Linked DNA regions of Homo sapiens: all the other regions are linked to region 1. A link is a contact called in ENCODE Hi-C or POLR2A ChIA-PET data. All regions are on one chromosome and are shown on one strand. The core of a region is the stretch at or near the end of the contact, and the rest is flanking DNA. Distances in the headings are between cores, read along the strand shown.

The links. A loop is a pair of places that touch in the nucleus more often than their neighbours do. ChIA-PET counts read pairs that join two places held with the same protein, here RNA polymerase II (POLR2A). Pooled maps may share reads with other maps.
Region 2: a loop to region 1 is called in a map with no recorded cell type, with 15 times the contacts of the local background. The contact joins two enhancer-like sites. A Hi-C loop is called at or near these places in 14 of 37 single-sample maps with no recorded cell type and 8 of 50 pooled maps.
Region 3: a loop to region 1 is called in a map with no recorded cell type, with 9 times the contacts of the local background. The contact joins the promoter of RGCC here to the enhancer-like site in region 1. A Hi-C loop is called at or near these places in 2 of 37 single-sample maps with no recorded cell type and 8 of 50 pooled maps. POLR2A ChIA-PET finds 5 or more read pairs at or near these places in 1 of 52 experiments (activated T-cell).

Annotation. Positions count from the first base shown.
Region 1 is chr13:42,376,070-42,379,544 of GRCh38, forward strand. No RefSeq gene overlaps it. Among named protein-coding and RNA genes, the nearest start is that of LINC02341, 47 kb to the right of the region's middle. RefSeq lists an enhancer at 1,940-2,019. Within about 2 kb of position 1,747, at least 5 of the 41 ENCODE cell types and tissues checked have a DNase peak (open chromatin) inside an H3K27ac peak, as active enhancers do.
Region 2 is chr13:43,044,402-43,047,474 of GRCh38, forward strand. All of the region lies in intron 1 of DNAJC15 (DnaJ heat shock protein family (Hsp40) member C15), which reads left to right. Among named protein-coding and RNA genes, the nearest start is that of DNAJC15, 22 kb to the left of the region's middle. RefSeq lists enhancers at 1,197-1,246, 1,347-1,406, 1,748-2,423. Within about 2 kb of position 1,275, at least 16 of the 41 ENCODE cell types and tissues checked have a DNase peak (open chromatin) inside an H3K27ac peak, as active enhancers do.
Region 3 is chr13:41,456,275-41,459,365 of GRCh38, forward strand. RGCC (regulator of cell cycle) reads left to right here and starts at 1,276. Exons shown (of 5, transcript NM_014059.3): 1 at 1,276-1,482; 2 at 2,011-2,196. The coding sequence starts at 1,434. RefSeq lists a silencer at 1,049-1,888 and enhancers at 1,462-2,139, 2,189-2,318.

The DNA.
Region 1 (3,475 bases), core at 497-2,996:
ATTGATTCCAATCTTTGCAAAAAAGTGGAACGAAGTAATAGACAAAAATTAACAACAAAGATGCCAGAAGTGACTATCATTGCATGAAACTTTTGCTGTGTTGTTTGCAAATTGCGTTCCAGTACTATATTCTCATTTGTTGAAAGATATTAGAAAAGAATCCAATCCCCAAGCTTTGTAAAGATTTTGATGTTGTGGCATATAGTAATCGTATTCATTTCCCCCTTTATCCTTTTTGTATTATAATCTTCCAAGTTCTAATTGGGCACACAAACTCCTTTTCCTGGGGTAACTTAAGCTAGATATGTGATTAAATTCTGGCCAATGGGATGTGAGTTGCAACTTCTTGCTAATACCCTTTAAAAAGAAACTGATTGCTCTGTACTCTCTTTTACCCTTCCTTTGGGGCAGAATAAAGAGGAGGTGCTGCAGATAAGAGCAACATTCTAGGGAATGTTGCTAGGGCAACAAGTGGAAACACTTGGAAAAGTGTATTTGGCTCTATAGAAATTAGATTTAATTTTTTTTAAAAACAGAAGATGATCCTGGGTCCCTGGAGGACCTCATGGAGCAGAGTCAGCTTCTTGGCCTTGCCTTACCCACAACCTATGTGCTCCTCTGTTAAAAGGAAATATTTTTCCATTCTGCTTGAGGCACTGTGTTTTGTGTAACTTTGCTACAGCAACTTGGGCTATGCCCTAATACTAGATGTGTTCTAAATTTTCCACACTTGCTGTTTTCCCATTGGATGAAGGGCTTGTGAGACACAGCATATGTTAAAAAAAAAAAAAAGACTTCTCTATTACTCTTTTTCAAGGTGGCAGACAAAGTTCAAATTCACATTATAGGCTCTTTTAGTATATTACATGTCCTCAGCACTGGTACTTGGTTCCCTCCCTCCCTCCCTTCCTTCCCTCCTTCCTTTTTTCCTTCCTTCCCCTCCTTCCTTCCTCCCCCCACCCCCTTTGTCTTTCTTTCTTGAGACAGGGTCTAGCTCTGTTGCCCAGGCTGGAATACAGTACGTCCCATCCTTGCTCACTGCAGCCTCGAACATCTGTGCTCAATGAATCCTCCTGCCTTAGTCTCCTGAGTAGCTAGGACTGTAGGAGCATGCCACCATGCCAAGCTAATTTTCTATTTTTGTAGAAATTGGGTCTTACTATGTTGCCCAAGCCGGTTTTGAACTCCCTGCTCTTGACCTCCCAAAGAGTTGGGATTACACACGTGAGTCACTGTGCCTAGCCAGTACTCAATTTCATTTTGAAAGTTGTATTTCTGTTTTATTTTTGTTAAATGGAATTAAAATGTCTGTGCAGTGTCTATCATAACCTAGTACAAAAGCAATAAAACTATTGTAAGCACTAAGCAATGTGGTCATTATTGACTTCTTTTTCTAGCAAAGGAAAGAGATAGGAAAATGGCTTTTGCATGGGGAATTTAATGTGTCACAGAAAATGATATAGAAGATAATGTAAATTGTGATGATGTGAACGCGGAGTAGTTTGTGTCGAGCATGATGGCCAATGGCAGCTAACTATGCCCTTCTGGAAACAGATGCACCCCTTTGCGTATATCAAATCTCCAAGCTGCACTGCACCAAAAGAACCCTGGGCACCATGTTACTTAGCTGGAAGGAAATGGGGAAGCTGTGGGAACCCCTATAAAACTCCCTCTGACATATTTAGCCTGTGGCTTGTGGGTATTCACTCAAACTCCAGGAGTGTGGGTTACCTTTAGTCAAATCTGAAGGAGTTTTGCATCTGTCACCCAATGCAGAGCTGAAGGAGAGGGAGCAGGTGTGAAATACAACCCAGACTTCCTTTTTAGTCCCAGTGGGGGTACATTTTTGTCTCACTGTTACCCTTGGTAACTCTGGGATGGTAAATAGTGAGATGAGTAATTCAGAAAGTGGAAACGGAAAGTGTTACTATATCTGCTACGAAGCTTTGCATCAGAAAAGTACTTCCTTTGCTTCTAAAGAGACTTGAAGAGTTTTGGGCTTCTTCTTCTTCTCTCTAGGTAGCTTTTTATTATCTCATGTTATAGTTACTTACATAAACGTATTGCTGGGAATTCTAGTAGCACAGGGATTATAGGAGTTTCCTGTGATTTAACTAAATCACTGGTGTCTTCAATACCATGTCCATGCTTCCCCCACAAACATCAGAGAAAATGACTTCTTGGCATGGGAAGTTTATGAGTCCAGAAATAATCTATATTTAGTATTTTTGGCATGGAGCCCTCCATAATCTGGCTCCAGGCTGCCTTATTCCTAGGCTCTGCCTCTTCCCTCCGTGTGATATCATATCAGATGGCAGAGGCAATGGAACCATCAGACTAGATTGTGGTTTTGGGCCACAAAGCATGACCCATCAGTCTTTCAGATTCTTAGTAGATGGGATGACCCCATGAGCTTTACCACCATAATTTTATTTTTACACCCATGAAAGTCATGGGCACTAGTTGGTGAGATCCAGAGGCCAATCCTGAGGTCCTGAGATGGTTCTCCAGGAGGGAGGTGCGTAGGAAGTGAGAGGTCACACTGTCTTCTCACACTAACCTCAGCCTCAGGGTGTGAGGCCAGCTTCAGAGGGGAGACCACAGTTCTGGGGCCCAGCCGTTTCAGCCACTGCCTTCTTGCCTTCTTTACTAAGGTCGTTAACAAGCATACTCATTAGTGGCAATTTCCCTGGTGGTTTTTGTGATGTGGGATTTGTTTGCTATGAAATGGCTGAATCCGCAAATCATTTAAAATAGTCAATCCTACTGGAGATAGAAATAACTCCTTGCCTGTGTTGATCCTAGCTAGTGACCAGTGTCCAGGAGGTGAAATCTTGGGAAGAGAGGCCTGGGCTTCTGACTCAGCAGAAACCACCGTCTTGACATTTTTAGTCTTTTCTTTGGTCTTGTCCTACTATAGAGACTTCTTTCTACAGGCCAGATTTGACAAAATAGCCCTACCAAATCATAATCAGAGGTGCACCAGCCACCCTCCCCCAATAAATTTGGCCTTATTTCTTGTTACCCTGATGATGCTCAGGATTCATAATACATATCTCTAAGGAATCTCCAGATTTGTATAATACTTGAAACAGAATATCCAAGAAGAGGAGAAAAAGAAATGGCTACAATAGATCAGTCCTCCACCAGGAGTGGCTTGAATCTCAGGGGAGGTTTGACAATGTCTGGAGACATTTTTGGTTTTCACAACAATGGGAAGGGGGTTTGTACCACTGGTGTCTAGTGGGAGGTCCCAGGAAGCTGCTAAATGTCTTACAACATGCAGGACAGTCCTCTACAACAAAGAACTATTCAGTCCAAAATGTCAATAAGGCTGAAACCCTGAAATAGAGGAAGACAAAGAGGTCTTCATATATCCTGCAGTTTAAGAAATGGGTTTTAAATATTTACTGAGCATCTATTATGTATATAAATGGTGCTTTTTTTATGAGATGGTCCAAGGAATAAAAGTCAC
Region 2 (3,073 bases), core at 25-2,524, 670 kb after region 1:
ACTCGTCACGGCATATTGTTAGAAAGTAAGTCCAAAAGAGAGTTCATGACATACCCTTTCTCTGCCACAGACCTCTCACAGTCCTTGCAGCAAAAGGCAGTTAGTGTCATTCTTTTAGTTGTTCAAGACAATAACCTTGACTCTTCTCTTTTCCTTTTAGTTGCTCAAGACAACTAAAAGGTCCTTTTAGTTCCTTTTGGTTGCAAAGACTTTATTTTCTTTGTCTTCCGAGAGACTTTTGGATATATTTACCTGGTCCAGGGTATTTTGAAGCATGACCATATGTTAGATTCTTAATTACGTTTAACTAGCATTGTCCATTATATTTTCTCATTTCAAAACCTTGACTCCATATCCAGTGTCTCAGCAAATCCTATTGGCCTTACCTCCGAACTCTATCTAGTATCTCACCACTTTCCTCATTTCCATCATTAATCGCTGTAGCCCAAGTGACCATTATCTCTTTCATGGATTATTTTAATAGACTTACAACTCATCCCCATGCCTCTGCTTTTCATCCTCTACAATCTATTCTCAACATGACAAGTAGAATGATCCTTAGAATTTTAATTGAAATAATCTTAGGCCTCTGCTCAAAACAATGATGTACTGTATCACTCGGAGAAAAGCTAGTCTTTATGTTGACCATATAAGGCCCAGCATGATCTGCTCCCCTTGTGACCTGTTCGACCTTGTTGCCTATTTTTTTCTCTTTCTCTTCCTGCTGTATGCACACTGGCCTTCTGGCTATTCGTTAGGCACACTGGGCACACCTGTGCTTTAGGGACTTTACACTTGTTCCCATTGCTAGTCCAAAATCTAAGGAATCCTTTTTCTTGCTTTAATTTTTTTCCAAAAGTCATTTTTTTCAGTGAAGCTTGCCCTACTCACTTTAAATTTGTTGCTCTTGTAGCAGGACAAGCCGCAGGCAAAACCTCTCAGACATCGAGTTGTAGAAGGAAGGGCTTTATTCAGCTGGGAGCATCGGCAAGCTACTGTCTTAAAATCCAAGCTCCCCGAGTGCACAATTTCCGTCCCTTTTACGGGCACACAACACTAAAGATTTTATATGAAAGGGTTGTGATTGATTGAGCAATCTAGGGGATATGTGACGGGGTTTCATGCACTGGTAGTCAGAGTGAAACAGAACAGAGCAGGGAGTTTCACAATGTTCTTCCATACAATGCCTGAAATCTATGGGTAACATCGGGTTCTAAGTCATGAGTTGATTTTTAACTACTAGGTTTAGGCCATGCAGGCTCGGGCGTGGTTTTGGGCCTGGGGCCAGGCTGCCTGTCTTTGATTTCACTTCCTTGTTTTTTTCTTAAAACAGGTACTGAGTATAAAATATAAAACAATGTGAGAGGGTCTCTCTCTTCCCTCACTCTCACCATACAAACACATACCTACTTCTTTATCTGCTTAATTTTTTTCCATAGCACAAATCACTGCGTAAAATAATTATATATTTTTCCTGTTAAAATTGTTTGTTGTCTGTCTCTCTTGCTAAAATGTACCTTCATGAGGATAGGGATTTTGTCTGATATATCCCTAGGGCTTAAAATCATGACTGGCACATAGTAAATACTGAGTATTTATTGAATTAATTAATGAACCAGTCAGAGATGGGAAATAGCCTTCAAGTGCCTGTTTGCTAAATTACCTAACCTTTTTATTGGGAGTTTATTTTCCTTAATGTTTGTTTAACAAATTAGTTATTCTTTCATGTTTTCCACATAACCTGTGGATTATCTTCATTTTTTTTTTTTTGTAAGGAAATTTACCAGACATAAGGTCCTAACTTTATTTTCTTTGTCTTCCGTGAGACTTTTGAATATATTTACCTGGTCCAGGATATTTTGAAGCATGACCATATGTTAGATTTTTAATTAAGTTTAACTAGCATTGTCCATTATATTTTCCCATTTCAAAACATAATTTCGGTCACCAGTATGGTACACATAAAATATGAGCTACAAGAGACATCTCGGTGGTGGTGAGAGACAGGACTAGTTGGACTTCCTAGGCCGACTAAGAATTCCTAAGCCTAACTGGGGAAGGTGACCGCACCTACCTTTAAACACAGGGCTTGTAACTCAGCTCACGCCCAACCAATCAGGTAGTAAAGAGGGCTCACTAAAATACAAATTAAGCTAAAAGCAGGAGGTAAAGAAATAGTCAAATCATATATCGCCTGAGAGCACAGGGGGAGGGGCAGTGATTGGGATATAAACCCAGGCATTGGAGCAGAGAGTGGGCAACCCCCTTTGGGTCCTCTCACATTGTACGGGAGCTCTGTTTTCATTCTATTAAATCTTGCAACTGCACACTCTTCTGGTCCGTGTTTGTTACGGTTCGAGCTGAGCTTTTGCTCGCTGTCCACCGCTGCTGTTTGCTGCCGTCGCAGACCTGCCGCTGACTTACACCCCTCTGGATCCAGCAGGGTGTCCACTGCGTTTCTGATCCAGTGAGGTGCACATTGCCGCACCTGATCAGGCTAAAGGCTCGCCTTTGTTACTGCACGGCTAAGTGCCCTAATCGAGCTGAACACTGGTTGCTGGGTTCCACCGTTCTCTTCCATGACCCACAGCTTCTAATAGCTATAATACTCACCACATGGCCCAAGGTTCAATTTCTTGGAATCTGTGAGGCCAAGAACCCCAGGTCAGAGAACAAAAGGCTTGCCGTCATTTTGGGAGCGGCCCACCCCATGTTGGGAGCTCTAAGACCAAAGACCCGCCCGTAACAGTGGTAAAGTTTCTTAAGATCATTTTCATGTCATTATACAAACTTTTAGAAAATGACGCTTTGCTAGATTTTGGAAATCCAAAGAAATAAAACACAGTCCCTACCTCCGGAAGCCTACATGTTGGAAGGGATTTGAAATAGGTAAATGAGTATTAACTAATGTAATATATATTACAGTAGAAAGATCTCCTGAGTACTATGGAGTACTGAAGAGTTTTGTTTGGGTGAGAGGTGAGTGAAGAAAGCTTTTTTGAGAAGATGAGCTTGAAGTTGATTGCTGAGTAAGATTTCCCAGGAGTAAAGCAGAGAGGAACAAAAGGAGTAA
Region 3 (3,091 bases), core at 26-2,525, 920 kb before region 1:
GACCCCACATCAGAGGATCCATTGCAGGAGATGGCACCAGAGATCCCAGTGGTGTCCTCCCCTTAACAGGGAAAGAGGCTCCCCACTCTTGAGCCCACAGTGCTTGTGCCTCCACAAGACAAGCATATCCCTAGGCCACCCAGAGTAGACAAGAGAGGAGGACTATTCATATGATTAGTGGTCATTAACATATACTCCTTTGTGAGGTGTATGTTTCAATGTTTTGCTCATTTTTAATTTTTACCAGGTTGTCTATTTGTGATTACTTTGTAGATGGGTCTTTCTATATTCTGAAAACAAATCCTGGCTGGGTGCGGTGGCTCACGCCTGTAATCCCAGCACTTTGGGAGGCTGAGGTGGGCAGATCACCTGAGGTCGGGAGTTCGAGACCAGCCTGGCCAACATGGACAAACCCCGTCTCTGCTAAAAATACAAAAACTAGCTGGGAGTGGAGGCTGAATGTTTCACTCCGTTACATGTTAATTGCTCTACATTTAATTAGCCGTCTGTGGTGAGAGGCGAGAGGCTAGCGCCTAGCTCAGCGCACAGTCCAGGGCGTTCGCCCCCGCAGGCCGCGGGGCAGGGTGGCTCGTTACTCCGTGGACACTGCAAGGCGCCCTGTTCGCGCTGCGTCGACGCAGTAGTTTCTTCCCATAATAAACCCCTTCTAGATAAAGTCAGGCTGGCGGGAGCGCCCTGGACCGTAGTTCAGGCCCCCGCGCTCCGCGGTGGGAACAGTTCAGGACTCCCCCAACTCCTGCCCCTCTCGCCCCGACCCTCTCCACTCCGCCCGCCCACCATCTCGGAAGTCCCCTTGGGACAATGCGTAGGGGACCTCCGCGTCCCCGACACCCGACTGGGACACGGCCGCGGGCTCCTTCGTCCCTCACCGCCAGCCAGGGAGGCTCTGCATGCCCACGTCCACTTCACAGCCGAGGAAGCTGCGGCTCGCGGAGGTGCCTGGCACGCGGCGGGAAGCAGCAGAGCTCGCGCCCAGCAGTCAGCTCTGGTGACGCCGAGGACACCGCGTGGGCCGGGTTGTCAGGGCGCGGGGGCGAGAGGCGGGTAAATATTTGGGGCTGTAACCGGGGCTTCGGCGACTCCTCGTCACCGCGGTTCCAGGGCGGGCGCGTGGCGAGGGCGGTGCCTGGGGGCAGGGGCCTCCTCGGAGGGCGGCGGGGACAGACCCGTCGCCCCGGCTCCGCAGCCCCGCCCCGGCCCCGCCTCCGCTCCGGCCGCCGAAGGCTATAAGATCTAGGAACCCGAGCCGGTGGTAGGGCGGGCGCGGACCGTGCTGGGAGCGGCGCGGCTGGAGCGCAGCGCCGAAGGGACTGGCAGGGCTGAAGTGTGCGGGACAGCAAGCCCCCGAATAGCCCCGGCTGCCACCTCGCAGGACCCAAGGCCACGCGCGCCGGGCCCAGCTGAGCCGCCTCATGAAGCCGCCCGCGGCGCAGGGCAGCCCCGCGGCCGCCGCGGCCGCAGGTGAGTGCGGGGTCCGGGGTCCCCTTAAAGTCTCGGCTCTGCAGATGGCGGGTGAGAAAGGAGGGGCCCCGTGTCGTCCCTTCACACCCCCCACCCTTCCATCCTCCCCGGCGGGAACCTGTCCCCGGTCTTCCCGCGCGGGCGGCTGCAGCCTCCTTTCCGGCCCGGGCTGGCCCCCATGTCCCACCTTCCCTCCACCACCAGCTCCGCGCGCGCCCGGGGTTGGGGGGAGCGGCGGGGACAGGTAACCGGCAGCGCCTGGGGAGGAATCTGGCCGCGCCAAGTCGCTGGGTGACCCTGGGCCTGGCGAAGGCTCAGTTTTCTTGTCTGTAAAACGGACTTGGTAATAGAACGCACTTCGGGGGTGGTGGAGAAGATTACAAGGTAACAGCGACTGCGTGGCTGTCACTTGGCAGAGGCGCCAAGTGTCAGTTATCTTCGGGAACCGTGGCGGCCCCTCCTGGCCCTGGGAGGTGGTCCCGCTGCCCCCCTGACTTCCGTGCACTGAGCCCCTGGCCCTGCCCGCAGCCCCGGCCCTGGACTCGGCGGCCGCGGAGGACCTGTCGGACGCGCTGTGCGAGTTTGACGCGGTGCTGGCCGACTTCGCGTCGCCCTTCCACGAGCGCCACTTCCACTACGAGGAGCACCTGGAGCGCATGAAGCGGCGCAGCAGCGCCAGTGTCAGCGACAGCAGCGGCTTCAGCGACTCGGAGAGTAAGTGCGGCCCCCGCTAGGATGGCGCCGGGATCTCCCAGCTCCCAGGACCTGCCCCGCGAAGGCTGCGGCCTCAGTTTTCTTATCAGTAAACTGAGGAATGGTTTCCTGAAGCTCAACGCAGTAGGCCGAGTGGTGGCGGGGCCCCTGACGATAATCACGGGAAAGGTCGCTGGAGGGCAGGTTGGTTCACTTGCCGCCCACGGGTGTGTCACCAGGCAGGCGAGTTTAAGCAGCTTGTCCCGACTCAGCCAGACAGGACTCCCTGGACCTGCACCAGGCCTTTCCGCAGTTTCCCTCCTCTTCTCCTTTCCGTGCCTCTCCCCTCTCAGCTGTAACTTTGCAGATGTGGAACAAGTGCCAGTGGAATGAGGGGGCACAGTGGGGACATGGGAGGGCGCAGAACGGAAATATTCATGAAACCAGGAAAGGTTTCATAAGCCCAAACTGCTGTTCTTGGGATTTATGAAATAACTGCTTGCATTGTCTTCTGGCCCTTAGCTCTCAGACTTGTTGCTCCATTGCATGCAGTTATGAAAATCTTTGGCACTGCTGAGTTCAAGTATTTTTCAGCCAGGTCCTCCACCAGGCTGGAGGGGGAGCCAGAGAGCACATGGGCATGAAGGTGGTTCCTGGTGATCTTTCTCACAATGGAGACTACCCCAGGGTCTCTTTGTCCTGAACAACTTTGTCAACAACAGCAACAACAACAAAAACAACAAAAGAGACAGCTTTTTCCAGGAACTCACATGTCCTGGGAGGATTACAGGTACCTCAAACAGCAAATTAGGTGCCTTTTTAATATTACATGATTGTTGGTTTCAAATCCAGAATTGCTTATTGTTTTTCAAAGGGCAAAGTCAATTTTAAACTCTTCTGTGTTATTCTTCAGCCT